4 separate regions of the Homo sapiens genome follow, and regions 1, 2 and 3 are each linked to region 4. Evidence: chromatin contacts called from ENCODE Hi-C or POLR2A ChIA-PET data. All regions are on one chromosome and are shown on one strand. The core of a region is the stretch at or near the end of the contact, and the rest is flanking DNA. Distances in the headings are between cores, read along the strand shown.

What was found. Hi-C counts contacts between places; a loop is a spot of excess contacts on that map. ChIA-PET counts read pairs that join two places held with the same protein, here RNA polymerase II (POLR2A). Pooled maps may share reads with other maps.
Region 1: a loop to region 4 is called in a map of GM12878, with 5 times the contacts of the local background. The contact joins the enhancer-like site here to the promoter of NOL7 in region 4. A Hi-C loop is called at or near these places in 2 of 168 maps with a recorded cell type or tissue (CD8-positive, alpha-beta T cell and GM12878), 26 of 37 single-sample maps with no recorded cell type and 11 of 50 pooled maps. POLR2A ChIA-PET finds 5 or more read pairs at or near these places in 7 of 52 experiments (HEK293, HepG2, Panc1 and 4 more).
Region 2: a loop to region 4 is called in a map of PC-9, with 3 times the contacts of the local background. The contact joins the enhancer-like site here to the promoter of NOL7 in region 4. A Hi-C loop is called at or near these places in 6 of 168 maps with a recorded cell type or tissue (IMR-90, MCF 10A, PC-3 and 3 more), 2 of 37 single-sample maps with no recorded cell type and 10 of 50 pooled maps. POLR2A ChIA-PET finds 5 or more read pairs at or near these places in 6 of 52 experiments (MCF 10A, activated CD4-positive, alpha-beta T cell, activated naive CD4-positive, alpha-beta T cell and 2 more).
Region 3: a pooled map shows a loop between it and region 4 (5-fold over the local background). The contact joins the enhancer-like site here to the promoter of NOL7 in region 4. A Hi-C loop is called at or near these places in 2 of 168 maps with a recorded cell type or tissue (B cell and IMR-90), 12 of 37 single-sample maps with no recorded cell type and 10 of 50 pooled maps. POLR2A ChIA-PET finds 5 or more read pairs at or near these places in 4 of 52 experiments (MCF 10A, WTC11, activated B cell and 1 more).

What each region holds. Positions count from the first base shown.
Region 1 is chr6:13,426,590-13,429,289 of GRCh38, reverse strand. All of the region lies in intron 1 of GFOD1 (Gfo/Idh/MocA-like oxidoreductase domain containing 1), which reads left to right. Among named protein-coding and RNA genes, the nearest start is that of GFOD1-AS1, 58 kb to the left of the region's middle. RefSeq lists enhancers at 1-21, 1,032-1,461. Within about 2 kb of position 1,254, at least 16 of the 41 ENCODE cell types and tissues checked have a DNase peak (open chromatin) inside an H3K27ac peak, as active enhancers do; they include CD8-positive, alpha-beta T cell and GM12878, where a contact is called at or near this core.
Region 2 is chr6:13,793,044-13,795,743 of GRCh38, reverse strand. It overlaps MCUR1 (mitochondrial calcium uniporter regulator 1), which reads left to right. Exons shown (of 9, transcript NM_001031713.4): 7 at 1,797-1,850. Among named protein-coding and RNA genes, the nearest start is that of MCUR1, 20 kb to the left of the region's middle. Within about 2 kb of position 1,428, at least 4 of the 41 ENCODE cell types and tissues checked have a DNase peak (open chromatin) inside an H3K27ac peak, as active enhancers do; they include PC-3 and PC-9, where a contact is called at or near this core.
Region 3 is chr6:13,374,223-13,376,922 of GRCh38, reverse strand. The region is part of intron 1 of GFOD1 (Gfo/Idh/MocA-like oxidoreductase domain containing 1); the gene reads left to right. Among named protein-coding and RNA genes, the nearest start is that of TBC1D7-LOC100130357, 47 kb to the right of the region's middle. Within about 2 kb of position 1,447, at least 4 of the 41 ENCODE cell types and tissues checked have a DNase peak (open chromatin) inside an H3K27ac peak, as active enhancers do.
Region 4 is chr6:13,613,936-13,616,635 of GRCh38, reverse strand. It overlaps NOL7 (nucleolar protein 7), which reads right to left and starts at 1,301. Exons shown (of 8, transcript NM_016167.5): 1 at 1,012-1,301; 2 at 864-924; 3 at 115-173. The coding sequence starts at 1,277. SIRT5 (sirtuin 5) reads right to left here. Exons shown (of 10, transcript NM_012241.5): 10 at 1,478-2,700. LOC124901263 (a long non-coding RNA gene) reads left to right here and starts at 1,434. Exons shown (of 2, transcript XR_007059461.1): 1 at 1,434-2,700. RefSeq lists an enhancer at 1,919-2,088.

The sequences.
Region 1 (2,700 bases), core at 5-2,504, 190 kb after region 4:
AGCCAGTGTCTGCCGCATAGGAGACCAGCTCCTCCAGGCAGCCTGTGGCGCTGTTTCCCTTTACTGGCAGCTGTGCTATGGCCAGCCAGGGCTTCTCAGCCCAAAATGAGATAGCTCCAGTCTTTTCACTCTCATGAAAAGAACAGCTTCCCACCCATCTTGATTTCTGCTGGGGTCTTTCCTCTTTGTGCCATTTGAGAGCCACCTGGGAGCACATCTTAGTAAATATATGACCTGGGCTCATGTTTGTAGAGTCCTGTCTGAGCATCTAGCAAGCTGGCTCACGTGCTCAGGGACTTGGTACCAATTAAGACATTTATTCCCACTTTTCATATGGTCGAGAAGATGTATGTCCAACACAGTGCTTTTAACTAGGTCAGAGAAAAAGCAGGCGGGAAGCTATACATTTTACAATACTTAGTGGACCTTCTTGCTAGAATTAGTGAATGGTCAGAAAGTCCGCTTCTGATGGAGGGCCAAAGGGAGCTCTTTCAGCTCACAGCCGGGCTGTGGTGTTTGGGGAGGGAAGTTTGAGAGTGGCCGCAGAAGTACAGATGATCAAAAGCAGTACTCCTGCCGCCCGCCCTGGGAGGGGGCCTGGACTCCCTCAGGGAAGGCTTTTTTGGTGCTTTGGGTAGAGAAGCTGGAGATAGCAACTGTTGAATTTCCCCAGGCTTCGTGATTTAAAGCCCTGAGCCTTTTTCCATTGTTGTTCTTGCAGCGGCCTTTAATGTGCTGGGTGTGAAAGGGAGTGGAAATGAAAAGCCAGCGCATCGCATCGCACTGGGGGCCTGAGATCAGAAGGTGATGGAAAATGGAAATGTCAAGTTTGCGTTTCCACTGCTGGCCGCAAGGGCCTCAGGCGGCACCCCCTCCTCCCGCCTCGGCTTTCGCATCCTTCTCACTTCCTCCCCAGCCCCCCAGTTTTCACACGGCCCAGTGATAAGTGTCACTCTGGGCTGAGTGAGGCTCGTGGCTTGTCAAAAGAGGCACTAGGACGAGAACAGAGAAATTCAGCATGGGCTTGAGAGGCACGTAAAGGAACTGGCCTTCTAAAGACACCGCAGAGAGACCGCAAAGTGGGTTGGTTTTCCTTTTCTAACACTGAGAAGAAAAGGAGTTCAAAATTCACACATGGTTGATAGAAAAGACGATCTGTTTCCACATGGACTTTCCTATCTCTGTGGTGCCCAGGATGCTTAGACCTGTGAGTCTTTGAACCCAGCTTGTGTTGATGTAGCTCGGGGCACTGTCAGGCCTTTGTGCCCAGCCAGGCGTGGAGGTGTTTGAAAAGAGAGCCATCAACACCTTTCCATCGGGGACTTGCGATTTTTCTCTTTTGGTTGAGTCAACTTTGAAGTTTAGTAGTTCCTTCCCACGCTTGGTGGCCACAATGTCACGAGGCTCAGCCTGGTGTCGTGGGGCTGCTAAAGATTCCGTAGAGGCTGGAAAGGTGCCTGTCAGGGGCACCAGGAATTACGTACAAGTCTAAGGAAGCTCCAGGCTTAGGAAATAGTGGGATAAACCTTCCTTTATTATCGCATGGGATAATCACATTTGTGAAATGTAGATGTCTCAAATTTATACAAATTGAATTCTGAAAAACATCAGAAAAGTTTATTACAAAGCCTTTTTTTTTGAGACAGGCTCTTACTCTGTCACCCAGGCTGGAATGCAGTGGTACAATCACAGCTCACTGTAGCGTTGAACTCCTGGGCTCACGCGATCCTCCTGCCTCAGTCTGCTGAGTAGGCGGGACTAGAGGTGCACACCACCATGCCGGGCTAATTTTTGTAGCGATGAGATTTCACCATATTGCCCAGGGTGGTTTCAAACTCCTGGGCTCAAGGGATTCGCCTGCCTTAGCCTCTCAAAGTGCTGGGATTACAGGCATGAGGCACTGCGCCTGGCCAACAAAGTCCTTTTTTATCATCATGTTTTTAACTCTTCACAGTTTTCTATGTCTGTTACCTCACTTGAGCCCAGCTGGATTTTTGACCATTTGGATAACAGTTATTGGATTTTTCTGGAAGTCTCTACATGCATGTTCTCTGTTCAAAGGGCTTGAGGTGGACAAGTTATGCATGGCCTTCAGTTTTGGGAAGACTCTGTATGATCCTGATAAATGTAATTTCAAGATGATTATATCAAACTGAAAAAGGTGCATTGTGATCCTCTGTTACCTCAGTTTTGTCCTGTGAGGTCCAATCACACACAACTTCGGAGCCACTGCCCGCTTCCTTGTAGTTTACAAAAAATGCTTTGCCACGCTCATCACAATAACTGTGAGAGAGATATGATTATATTTCTGCTGTGCAGAGGAGAAAACTGAGGCCCAGAGAAGTTAAGTAACCTCCCCCAAGACACAGATATGAGAAAGAGATGAGACTCAAACCCCAGCCTTCTGGCACCAGGGGCATGTTCTTCCACCAACAGACACTGACAGCCGTTGCCAGAACAAGAGAAAGCTGGGCAGAAGTCGACACCTTTGGCAAAGGGCTGCCTGTCCTCTGGCCTTGCTGGTTGTTAGCCCCGCTTCTGCTCATAAGGTCCTGCATTATCCCTCGCTCAGGGGTTGCCTTGCGATGGGCCTGGTCACTCTGCTTCCGCATCCTCAGGGGGCTTGTTCCTTCTGCTTGTCCCAGGTGCTCCCTGGACCTCACCTACCTCGGGTGCCTTCAGAACACCAGCAGGGGATTC
Region 2 (2,700 bases), core at 179-2,678, 180 kb before region 4:
ACCCTTTCCCCCAAGTCCTCAAAGTCCACTGTATCATCCTTTTGCCTTTGCATCATAGCTTAGCTCCCATCAAGCCAGTGAATTTATGTCATTTAGTAACCTAGCGGGGAGGTTGTTCTTGGTAATCATAAACTTGGATTACTCTGAAGCACAAGGCAGTAGTAAATTATACAGCGAGTGTGTTTGTAACATGCATTGGTGAAGATGAGTTTTCTGGCTCTCGTTCTTTCGGTAAAGTTATAATGTTAAATATTAAATTGCAAATTAACTATGATATTTACAGCCAGTTCCAAAAGCAGTATGGCATATAAACTTCTGGGGCATGGGGATATAGAGCTACATAGATGTTATTTTTAAAACCATGACAGCGTCAATATTTAGGCTCTTCTTTTGTGGGTGAGTCAATGTTGAGTTAATGAAGACTGAGGTTTAGTGGTGCACAAAATCTTGTTCCACGCCGCCCTCTAGTGGTGATCTGATGCATCGGGCTCTCCTGGTCTGAAACCCTGAGGTTTAAAGAGCATTGTTCTTGGTTTTACAACCTACTCCTTGGCTTAGGGTTTTGGGGTTTTTTGTTTTTGTTTTTGTTTCTCTTTCTCTTTTTTTTCTTTTTTTTTTTTCTACTTCTAAGCTCCCAGTAGTCCCAGGAGAATATTTTATAGCTAGGAAGTTTCTATATACTTCAAAGGATTAACTTTTTCTTTCTATAACAAGGTTAATGTAGTTCTTAAAAGTCGTCATTCAAATTACTGATTGTCATATGCTCAATTAAATCTTGTTGCCCACTACTAAGGAGATAAGTCTGATTTCAATCTTACTGTCTACAAAACTGCACTAAATCTTTTCACTGACATTAATAGCCAAAAGGCGAGATACTTTAACTCTGGGTAGAATTAGTTCCTTTAGTAACGCTGGATTATGGCTACGCCCAAGTGGGTTTTTTTATTGTTATTAAAACCAACATGTGCAGGAGGCTAAGGCAGGAGAATTGCTTGAACCTGGGAGGCAGAGGTTGCAGGGACCCCAGATCAAGCCACTGCACTCCAGCCTGGGAATAGAGTGAGACTCCATCTCAAAACAAAAAACCAAGCCAAAAAAAAAAAAACCCAACATGTGATGAGTTAGTGTATTTATGTATTTACATTGTATTTTATAATCACAACACAATGTCTTTGTCATAGAATAATAATCCTTGGCAGCTATTTGTTCCCCAACTTCATACCTTTTCTGTCTTTTGTTGAGACTCAAGTAGTGACGTGTTTTGCTACTAGTTATGATGGGATAGCTCCTAAATTGAGTTGAGTCTCCATTTTCAACCCTCTCAAAACCAAAAACCATATGACTCAGCATCCTTCGAAATTGGTCCCCAGGGAGTGCTACTACAATAGTGGGAGGGACCTAAAGACATCACAGGAAATATGCAGGGAGAAGTGACAGATGACTAAGGAAATCCAGATATTAGAGGAATGAGTAAGTATAAATAAGAAACTTTAGCCAGCACGGCAGGTCATGCTTGTAATCCCAGCACCTTGGGAGGCCGAGGTGGGCAGATTGCTCGAGCTCAGAAGTTTGAGACCAGCCTGGGCAACATGGCAAAGCCCCATCTCTATGGAAAAAAAAAAAAAAGAAACCTCAAGTAACACATATAAAGAAGCAGGTAGGCTACTTAATCCCAGAGGTGACTTTCTGGTGTTACGTATTCTAGGAGGTACTGAGACCAGAATATTTAAGGCACCAGAGAAGGAGAAGAGAGAGGAGTAGATCAGAATCTGACCCATGTTACGTGTTTATTTCAGTATTCATTGAACGAAAAGAAGCTGCTGGAATTGAGAACAGAAATAGTGGCATTGGTAAGAAACAAGACTGTGATTTTTCTTTGTCTTTGTACTCATCTTTGCTTCGTTCCATGCATGGTTGTTTGTAATGATAATAGGAAGTTACATGCAGGTTTACTGTCATGGGAATTTTTTACATTGTGCTAAAATACACACAACATAAAAATTAGGATCTTAACCATTTTTTAAGTGTACAGTTCAGTACATTTAAAGTACATTCACATTTTGGGGCAACCATCGCCACTGGCTATCACAGAACTCTTTATTTTGCAAAATTGAAACTCTGCACCCTTTATACATTCCCTTTTCCAGCCTCTGGTGACCTCCATTCTACTGTCTATGGATTTGACTATTCTACATACCTCATATAAATAGAATCATAGCATTTGTCTTTTTGTGGCTGGCTTATTTCACTTAACACAGTGTCCTGAAGGTTCATCCATGTTGTTGAAATGACAGGACTTTCTTCCTTTTTAAGGCTGATTAGTATTCCATTATATGTATATGCCACATTTTCTTTATTCGTCTGTCAAGGGCACTTGTGTTGCTTCCACCCGTTGGCCTTTGTGAATAGTGCTGCTGTGGGCATGGGTGCACAGATGTCTGTTGGGATCCCTGCTTTCAGTTCTTTTGGGTATATATGCAGAAGTGGAGTGTCACAGGATTTTTTGCACTTCACAAAGTGTTTGGTTATCGTAATGGAAGATAGTTATCCTATGAAAGATTTAAACTTTCTTAATGAAAGTTTCCTTTTCTTCTTTCTTTTTTTTTTTTTTTTTTTTTGAGGTGGGGTCTCGCTCTGTCACCCAGGCTGGAGTGCAGTGGCTCAATCTCAGCTCACTGCACCCTCCTTCACCTCAGCCTG
Region 3 (2,700 bases), core at 198-2,697, 240 kb after region 4:
TTTAAAGTATCTTGCCTTCCCACTGTACACACAGTGAGGATAGTGTTTCTCTTGAAGTATTGACTTGCAATCAACAAGGAGATTCTGAGGTTTTGTTGGGGACTAAGTGAGGGCTTTGGGAGATGATAGGAGGTTCCCAGCCTTTTGGATGTGTGATGAGGTTTCACGCCATGCTTGGGAAGAGAAAGCATAGATTCCTTTATTTCTCAACAGCCAGGCTGACCGCCATTCTAGGCCTCCATCCTCTTAGGTGGGTGGGTAGGAAATGGAATTGTAGTTCAACCCAGCAATCTCACCCAACCCAATCATTTGTGTTTTCTTGTATCTCAGCCTCTTTTACATGACTCTGGTGACCCAATGTTTGGCATTCTGCTTTTTCCTCTTCCACTCCAGAAATTGGCTCTTTCTATGGGGGTAGTGTGGCTTATGAGACTCTGGCTCTGTCCCTTGGATCCAGGGGGTGCACTGTGAATCCTGGCTTGTCCAAGCGTGGAGTGGTGGTGTAGGCTCAAGAATGGCTGTTCTAGGCCACTCTCTAGAATAGCGACCACCGAGGTACAGTAGTTGTCATTTGGCTATTTTGGACCAATATAGCAGGACTCAACTGCTGGAGTTCACAGTCCTGGCCATTTTCCTCTGTCCGCAAGTCCCTGACCACTGTCACCACTGTATCCAACTCCAAACCTCTGTTCTCCCATGGGACCTCTTGCCCCCGTCCCACCTCCCTGCCTCCTTAGACTCTGGTCTGTATGTGCCACTGACATGAAGGGGAGGACTGCCCCAGGCCTCCCTGCATGGGAAGCTGGCCACTAGCTTGGAAGGTCTCTTGGTTCTACATACCTACCTGTTGTTTCTAGACCTCTACCCTCAGTCTCCCTTGGGCTGGAAGTAGCAAGCTTTTCTTTTCTTTCCTGGGGAATGCCCCTGCTGGAAGGAGCTGGCTAGTGACTCCCCAATATCATATCTGCATTCTCAACTGTAGCCTCAAATATAAGCTGTAGAGATGGAGATGTATGGGATTTACCAATAAGGTAACAGAAATTCGAAAGTGTTTCAGGAGTAAATGCTCATTACACATGTGATAGTTTCCGTCATTAGATGACCAAATGCACACGAAGCAATCTGAGAAAATCCCCGTGCTAATGGGGGTTCCTGGGCAATAAGAGGGCCCAGGCAACAGGCTTGAGTCATGGGGGACGGTTCACAAAGGGGTTGGTGGGATAGGGGCTTGGCCTTATGGGCGGGTTGAATGTAGAAAGCACTTGAGCAATTAATTCAGTTCAACACTAAGTCCCATCAACATCAGCCATCCTGACTTCCTTTCACTGGCTGTAACCCTCTTTCCAAGCCCACTGATAGCCCCAGGAGCTTTAACACAGGAGCTGAATATGAGTCACTCTGACCCATTTCCGTTTCAGGTGTGAAATTAGGATGGAAACTTAATCAAATTGCCCTGAGACTTTAGATGTCACCCAGCAGAACATCGGGCCTCCCATCCCCACCGCCCTGGTTTCTGAAGCTCACTGCAGTCAGTCGCATGATTGTCTTCAGAGCCCTCCTTTTGTGCTGTGTGCTGCAGACATTGCATATATGTGCACAGGCAAGTGTAGCCAGTAAAAATAGGAGCGTGTATCTCTGGGTGACATGGGTGCAAAGAATAACCTAGCCAGCCTTAAGAGAAGGGTGATCAGAAGGCAGCAAGGGTGCAAAAGTTCAGATCAGACCCAAAGTACGACTTGATGGGAGGAATAAGTCCTAGCGTTCTATAGCACTGTAGGGTGACTGTAATTAGCAACAATTTATTGTATATTTTCAAATAGCTATAAGGAGAATACTGAATGTTCCCAACACAAAGAAATCATAAAGATTTGATTTCTTTGGCATGGGTGCAGTGGTTCATGCCTGTAATCCCAGCACTTTGGGAGGTCAAGGTGGGCAGATCACCTGAGGTTGGGAGTTTGAGACCAGCTTGACCAACATGGAGAAATCCTGTCTCTACTAAAAAATACAAAATTAGCTGGGCTTGGTGGCACATGCCTATAATCCCAGCTACTTGGGAGGCTGAGACAGGAGAATTGCTTGAGCCCGGGAGGCAGAGGTTGCAGTAAGCTGAGATTGCACTGTTGCACTCCAGCCTGGGCAACAAAAGACAAGAGTGAAACTTGATCTCAAAAAAAAAAAAAAAAAAAAAAAAGATTTGAGATGATGAATATGCTAATTACCTTGATCTGATCACTATACATTATATGTATTGAAACATCACTATACCCCAGCAATATGTATAATTATTACGTGTCAATTAAAAAAACTTATTTTTGGCTGGGCGTGGTGGTTCACACCTGTAATCCCAGCACTTTGGGAGGCTGAGACAGGCAGATCACTTGAGGTCAGGAGTTCAAGACCAGCCTGGCCAACATGGAGAAACTCTGTCTCTACTAAAATTACAAAAATGAGCCAGGTGCATTACAGGTGCATGCCTGTAACCCCAGCTACTAAGGAGACTGAGCAGGAGAATGGCTTGAACCTGGGAGGCGGAGGTTGCAGTGAGTTGAGATTGTACCACTGCACTCCAGCCTAGGCGATAGAGTGAGACTCTGTCTCAAAAAAAAAAAACAAACACACACACACACACACACACACACACACACAAAAAAAAAACATATTTTTAAAAAGACTAGGCTGGCTTTGTAGCCAGACAAT
Region 4 (2,700 bases), core at 52-2,551:
TTTGAATTTGGGTTCTACAATTCCTTCAGTTATATGGATTCAAATAAATGTACCAGTATATAATTCAAAGATGGGTGTATATAAGCAAGTAATATAAAAAGATCCATTACTTACTTAGTCTGTGAAGCTGTGGTTAACTTCTCCAAAATAGTGTCTGGAAGGAGTTTTCTTTTCTTTTGGAATGAAAACGTTTAAAATTAATAGAAAGTCATGTACATAGTATGTCCGGAGTTGCTTCTGAAGTTACCGCTTTTAAGAATGCCCTACATCTAGGCAAAGAAATGAATTAGGCTGGAAACTGCCCCCATACCTCTAAGCTATGGGAAGACCGGGTCCACAAAACTCCACATTCTCTGAAAGACTTGATGAAAACTAGAAAGGGTGCCCACGGTATTCTAACCCTCAGGTCACTGTTATAAATTGAAAGCAGTTAAGTAATGTCTGCCTGGAGCCAGCTCTCTGTGTCGAGTATCAGACAGCAAAGCAACCATACACTAAGTCTGTACAGCCCTTACAGTTTACAAATCACCTCATTTAATTCTCACAGCAACCTCTTATTTTCAGTTGGTGGACACTAAAGGAGACGAACTTTTTTTTTTTGAGACAGGGTCTCGCTCTGTCGCCCAGGCTGGAGCGCAGTGGTGTGATCTCGGCTCCAGGCAGCCTCGACATCCCGGGCTCCGCCCACCTCGTCCAACTAAAGTACTGCCGCGCCCGGCCCGAGCATCTTTCCACCACTGTCAGAGGCAATCTTGGTGACTGTTTCCCCACTCCAATATCCTGCCAACCCAAATTACATCCACCATAGGAATTCTCCCTGAGCCGAGTTGTTTTAATAAGACACCTCCTCCCTAGCCTCTAACCTTCTGTTCGATGAACAGCTCCTCGCGTCGCTTCCTCTTCTCCTTCAGGAGCGTTTTATCCCTGGGAGGAAGGGTGATAAGTCAGCAAAGGGAAGGACAAGCGGGACGAGAAAGGGCGGTTCTCCCCGCCGGGCAGCGGGCTCCGAACCTGCGCACGGTCTCCCGCACTCGCCGCTCCTCTTCTCTCGCTTCCGCCTGGGCGCTGGCGAAAGTCAGCTCCTCCGGGGCCTCATCGTCAAACTCATCGTCCCCTTCCTCGTCTTCCTCCAGGGGCTCGGCGGCCGCGCCGCTGCTGGGCTGCCCGAGCAACAGCCCGTGCTCCGCCTCCTCCTCCTCCGAGGCCAGCTGGCCCTCGTCCACCATCGCCTCCGCCGACGCCGGGGCGCGAGACGCTCGCGGTCGGAGCTGCACCATGGCCCACGCAGCGCTAGACCGTCTGACCTCTGACCCGGAAGCAGCTACAAGCGGAGCGCAAGCCTACTTTCATCGCCCCCTGCAGGTTCGGAGGTCCTCAGGACGGGTGGGGCGCATGCGCGAAGGGAGGAAGGGCGTGGCCTGTAGGCAGTGGGCGTGTTTCTTTCCACGTGGCCAGCGCAGGCCGCCTTGGAGCCGGATGGACCCCACGGAAAATGCTCTGCCGGCGAAAGCGGCTGGCAATGGGGTTGATTTCAAGGCAGGGAAGAGCCATCGCGCTGCCCTCCTCGGCTGGGATGGCGAGACAGGGCTGGCACGGCTCACGCTGTCCGGTGCTCAGAAAACCGGTAATCGCGGGCCCGAGGCGCTGCTCGCCGCCGTTTTTTGGCCCTGGGTTCCGTCGAGTGGATCCAGCTTGTCAGTCTTTGTGTAGATTTGGCTGCGTTCGCTCCGCACTTCGGAGGAGGTGGCGTTTCATGGGAAGAAATGCGCTCTAGCAGATGGCCGCCGTGGCCAGTCAGCCCTGCTGCCACCGACGAAGACGCGGGCGACAGACCTGGACTCTAAAGAAATCTGCACAGACGTGCCCGGCGCCCTCGGCCTTCCCAGCTCCGCGGCCGCAGCGACGCCGGTTAGGATGTCGGCCCTGTGGGAGGGGCGCCCTTCCTGGTGCCGGGCCCTAACCCACGACCTGGAACAGCAGCTGGCCCGTGGCAAATGCTGAGCATATCTCCTGAAAGAATGGCTTCGCCGGTCCCTAGAGAATGCACCCGAGTTTTGTGGTATATACACATACGTACTTTTTTTCCAAGTATATTTTATTTCTTGGCAAACATGGCCCTTTGTGATCGCTGTGTTTCTCTCCTCCCATCCATTATACAACACTAAGTGATTCATCATTCTTTGAACAAATCAAACTGTTTCACACCTGCCATGCATTTGTACCGACCGTGCTCTTCCCTCTACTGCCGCAGCCCCCCAGGTAGAAGTCCTTTTTATACTTCAAAAATTCCCACCCAGGCAAATTTCAAGCACCTTACCCCTACCCCATCCCACTCTGCCCATCTCTAATTGCGCTGGTCTGAACCCGCACAAATGTCTGTGTAGTTTCTGCACTTCATAACAGCTTATATGACAGTTGCTCCAGCCATTCTGTGAACCCCTGAGGGGAAGGGCCAGGTCTTGCTAGTCATTTTATTTCTAATGTCTATCATCTGGTAGATGTTTAATAAATGCTAAGTTGAATAATTCTATCTTACACATATATTGTATTTTTAATTCTCTTTTCATGTCTTCTGTTTTAGAAGCAATTCTCAATTTAAAAACGACAAAACCAAATAGGAACAAAAATGATAAAACTTGAAAACAACAACAACAAAAAAAGCTGCTGAACCAGAGGTTCAGTATGAGAGGAATTGCAAAG